Regions from separate parts of the Homo sapiens genome. Here region 1 is linked to region 2. A link is an interaction called in ENCODE POLR2A ChIA-PET data of the cell type or tissue named here. Cell type or tissue: MCF 10A. All regions are shown on one strand.

Region 1 (2,500 bases), 560 kb before region 2:
CCACCACGCCCAGCTAATTGTTTGTATTTTAAGTAGAGATGGGGTTTCACCAGGTTGGCCAGGATGGTCTTGATCTCTTGACCTTGTGATCCACCCACCTCAGCCTCCCAAAGTGCTGGGATTACAGGTGTGAGCCACCACGCCAGGCCTTCAGAGGCCTTTTGTATGCTGCCCCTTTGACTGTGGCCAGGCCTTTTATCTGTGGACCAGGCCTTTTGCTAGGGTTACCCCTACCCAGAAGGCAGGCCTGCTACAGTGGTTCCAGCTCCAGCCCAGGCTGGCCTCACTGGAAGGGACAAGGCATGTTTGCTGACTAAAGGATTCGGCTCAATCTTTCCAAGACTTTCAGAGTTGGGAAGACAGTAAAGGTCACCTCGTCCACCCCATTCCTTTCCGCACAGGAGAGCAAGAGCTTATTCAGGGTCACACAGGGAATAATGTCAGAGCCAGAAATGGAATCCAGAGTCCTGTCACTCAGGCCTTTTTCCAATATGGCACTTAACCAGGAGGAGCCTTGCCTCTGGTCCAGCTTTACAACCAGCTGTGGGACCCAGATTCAGGGGCTTATGGCTCAGCTGATGATCTCACAAGGTTGGAGGAGCATTAAATTGGATAATAGATGGGAACTTGCTTGGAAAGAAAACCAGTGGAAATGTGGAGTGAGGCTGGGGCCTCCCTGAGGCACAGCACAGAAGGGTGGTGGCAGGGAACACACAGATGTGGCATGAAGGGGCTGCAGGGAGGCTGAGGCTGGGACAAGTCTCCACTGGGGTCCGAGTGGCCACCTGCCCTGCAGGGCAGGTGGCAGGGAACTGAGACCCGGCAGAGGGAGGGGAGGCCAGGTAACCCACTGGGCTCCTCCAGCAACGGTGAGACAGAGACACAGTGAGGCCAAGACTTTCGCAAGCTCACCGCTGCAGCCAGAGGCAGGAGAGCGGTTAGTAAACAGACAACAAAATCCCAGAGCCAAATACCCCCGGGCGTGTCCCAACCCAACTCTCTGACAGGCTCAGAGCTGGCCTTGCTTAGATTTTCTGCCCCTTTCCAAGGAAGTGGGCAGCCCATGCTTAGACTTGGAGACGCTGATGCCTCCCTCAGGCCAGTCCTTCTGCCTCTTCCCCCATGCAGACTCATCCACAGATTGCCTCTGGGTTTATTGCTTGCCTTCCTTCTTTGCTGGACTCCAGCATTGTCCCACCCGTCTTGTGTGGATCCTGCTATCGGTTTGCCGACCCTTCTTTCCAAACCTTCCTTATACTCCCATTCAGACCCTTCAACCTGGCATTCAGCATCTCCATGATGTAAAATGGGGAGTATGATCCCTCCTCAGGAGTCAAACCTCTTGGCACAGTGCAGATCACAGAGATGCCACTCGGTACACTTTAGCTATTATTATCACTATCAACACTATTATTACCTCATGCAGTCCCGTGCAGCAAACACACTTTCTGGAGCATCAAGCCACCAGCCATGTAACGAGGTTGCCAACTCACAAAACCCCATGAAAGTATTAGAAACACTCACCTCCAGCCCAACTGAAATATGGGACACTGCGGCCCAGGCTCCAGAGCCGGTTAATGGCAGAGCTAGACCAGAAGCCTGATCTCCTGCCTCCCGAGCCAGAACTCTTCCCTAACAAGCTGCCACTGCTAGGAGCCAAGTTCAAACACCAGCCTTTACGTATGGTAGTCTCAGAGTACACAAAGAGCAAACCTTGGCTACATATAAGAATCTTTATTATTTGTTCTCACTGTTAACTTCCCCCTTTTAATACCCCTAGGTACCTTCAGAGGGGGCTTCTCTCTCCTCCTTCCAGCCAAGGCTTGTTTATCTCTCCACTGTTTTTTCTCCCCCTCACTTCCTTCCCCTCTCCATCACTGGGGAGGCCTTTCTCTGACCTTCCCTGGCAGAGCCAAAGGGCAATTGCCAGCTTGCCTTTTCACTACTCAGCTAAAAAGCCAAATTCCTTTCCTCCTGGGGCTCTACTGGATTTTTTGTTGTTGTTCTTAGCCTCAAGGGTCTATTCTGGGAAAGACACTGAACCTCTCTCTCCTGACTGGCTCCCTCTTCTTAAACATGCCCAGTTCCTCCCACCCTAAAAACCAACAAGCAAACAAATCAAGCCTGTCTATCCTCTTCAATTGAACTCGGTCCCATTCCTTTCCTCCTCCTTCAGCCCCAGTTCCTGGCAGTAACCTGTTATCTCCAAGTCCCATCTCCTAGGCTTCACCTCCCACGAGGCTGTCTCTGCCCCTCCCCACCCTCTACTCAACCTGCTCCTGCTCAAGGCCCCGGACCTCCATTTTGCTAAATCCAACCGGCGTTTTACAGTCGTCAACCTGCCTGGGCTTTCGGCCTCCTCACACCTGCAGACCACACCCTCCAAGGGCCTTCTGGATTCTCTGACTTGATATTCCCCCACTGCTCCGCCAGCAGCTTCTCGGTGTCCTTGGTGCCTCTTCTTCCAACAGTCATTGACGTTGTGTCCTGGGCCCTCTTC
Region 2 (2,500 bases):
GGGGGAAGCATGTGGGAAGAGGTCTGACAAGGGGCTGGGGAGACAAGGACTGGATCATGTTGGGATCTCTCTGCTATTATCAGGACTTTGACTCTAGGGAGCTGGGAAAAGGTTTGAGCAGGAGGAACCTGATCTAGCTTTGTATGTTAAGGTCACACCAGCTGCTGCGTGAAGAATAGGTCGAAGGGGCAGAGGCAGGGAGCCCATCAGTAATGGGGCCGCTGCAGTAATTCAGGTAGGAAACAGTGGGGACTTGGCCCACCTGGCAGCAGTCTGGAGGAGAGGGGTGAGAAGACCAGAAGGTATGTACCGAAGTTAGAACCGACAAGATTTGCAGATAGATCAGATATGGGAAGTAAGAAGTGGAGGGTGGACAGGGATGACTCCAACATTTTTAGCCTGAGCAACTGGAAAAGTGAAACTGCTATTGACTGAGATGGAGAAGACTGAGAGAAGCAGGTTTGGGGAGATTGTTTTCGGACTCGTTAAGGTTAAGATCCTATTAGACATTCAGTAGAGAAGCCAACCGGCTATTGCACATATAGGTGTGGAATTCAGAAGGGAGGTTCAGGCTGGAGATAGAAACATTGGAGACTTTAGTGTTTTGATGACATTTCTAGAAGGAGCTCATGAGAGAATCTACTTCAGATGGGTGTTGTGGGAATTAGATGAGTTAAGCACCTAGAACATAGTAGGCATTCAATAAAGGTCGGCTATTACCAAGATCATTTCATGTCCCTTGCACTCCCCCACCGGCTTCTCACCACAGCCACCTCCATGATGGCCTCCACACTGCTGGTCAGAGTGAGCTTTCTACAGCACAGACCTGCCCATCCCTCCCTGCCCAAACCTGCAATGGCTCCCTATTGCTTAGAGAATAAAGTGTGCATATTTCATAGACTTCACAGACTGCCCCTAAAGCCTTCCCTGATCTGGACACTGTCACCCTCACCAGCCCCAATTTCTGCCACCACCCCCCACCTCCCACCTCATTCTCCAGCAGTAATAGGGAACCCTTTGTTCACAGCTTGTTGTCTTTGAACATGTGGCTGCCTCTGCCTTGACTTGTCCAGCAGCAAACCCAAGTGATTCTCACATCCTCTAAGAAGCTTCCCTCTCCACCCAGGGGCTGTTCCCTCTTCCCTGCAGACCTGCTTCCTACCCTTACTAGTGCTCCTTGAGGGGAAAAATGTGTTCCTTCCACTCCTGTTCCCGCAGCACCAAACACTGAGCCTGCCATAGGCAAGGGGCTGGGGGAGGGTAAATGAACAAAGGAAGAAGAGCTGATTCTCCATGATGGGTTTTTTATTGTTAGCATGTTTGAGTTCATGAAGACCCAGAGAGGTGCAGGTACTTGCTCAGGTCACTCAGTTGGTGAACCCTGTGGCCAGGAGCGGACTCCAGGCTTGTCTGATTCAAAGTTCCTGACTCAAGCGCATGTGCATGCACGGGCATGCACACAGGAAAACACACACACCCACACACGCACACACGCACACACACAGAACAATCTCAGGGCACCTGGTGGCTGGGGGTTCTCTTGATCTTCCAATTGTTCCCTTCTTGGGAATGGATCCAGGGAGAAGGTTAAGGATTTAGATTCAGAATAGGTATTCACTTGTTTGTTTAAAAAAAAAAATTGTAGAGATCCAGTCTCCCTATGTTGCCCAGGCTGTCTCAACCTCCTGGGCTCTAGTGATCCTCCTGCCTCGGCCTCCCAAAGTGCTGGGATTACACACATGAGCCACTGCACCTGGCCAGTGTTCACTTGTTTATTCAGTAAGTCATTCATTCATTCATTCTCTCACTCACTCATTCACAATCAATCATTTGTTCTACTTCCAATTTTTACTCCCAGCAGATTAAGACCCTACCTCCTAAGAGCTGAATCTGAGGAGAGCCTGGTCAGGAAACAAGGCAGCACAGGGCCGGGAAAGGAACACCAAGGGCTTGTGGAGGACCTTGAAGGGTGAGAGGAGTTTACCAGGTGGCCCTGGAAAAGGATATCCTGACGTGCGGCTGCAGCATATGCAAAGACCCAGAGACTTGAAACCACCACTGAAAGGAGGGCACCTGGGGAGGTGGGAGGAGTGGCAGAGGATCACTGCGGGGAGAAGTTTGGAGACATGGGCAGGGGCCAAGGTGAAGATTAATTTGGGAGTTAGGTATGGAGGAGCAGGGTTAAGGTTTAGGTTGGGTTTAGGATTAGAGATTAGATCTTGAAATCAGATCATTTCTTTTTAACCTGCCTTTTCCAGAAGGATTTCATGTGGCTTGTATCAGTGATAAAGATCTGCAGTTATGATTAGGCCTGCCAAGAACCTAAGGATCAGGAATGGGCTTTATGGTTGGGATCCAAGATGCAGTAAAAATGAGGTACTTGAGGGAGCAAAGCCAAAGCTCGCTGGGCATAGGTCTTCATTTTCTTTTTCTTTTTCTTTTTCTTTTTTTTTGAGATGGAGTCTCGCTCTGTCGTCCAGGCTGGAGTGCAGTGGCACAA

What was found. ChIA-PET counts read pairs that join two places held together with the same protein. Peaks named below come from ENCODE experiments on the same cell type or tissue, not always from the same donor. Only the 100,000 strongest peaks of a DNase experiment are listed, where the experiment ranks them.
Region 1: POLR2A ChIA-PET joins it to region 2 with 5 read pairs; 2 of 35 experiments call an interaction of 5 or more read pairs at or near these places.

Annotation. Positions count from the first base shown.
Region 1 is chr1:41,449,392-41,451,891 of GRCh38, reverse strand. All of the region lies in intron 2 of LOC105378678 (a long non-coding RNA gene), which reads right to left. Among named protein-coding and RNA genes, the nearest start is that of EDN2, 34 kb to the left of the region's middle. RefSeq lists an enhancer at 259-818. In MCF 10A, no CTCF peak of the experiment used is centred here; a DNase peak (open chromatin) is centred at 941.
Region 2 is chr1:40,885,768-40,888,267 of GRCh38, reverse strand. No RefSeq gene overlaps it. Among named protein-coding and RNA genes, the nearest start is that of CITED4, 25 kb to the right of the region's middle. In MCF 10A, no CTCF peak of the experiment used is centred here; a DNase peak (open chromatin) is centred at 1,457.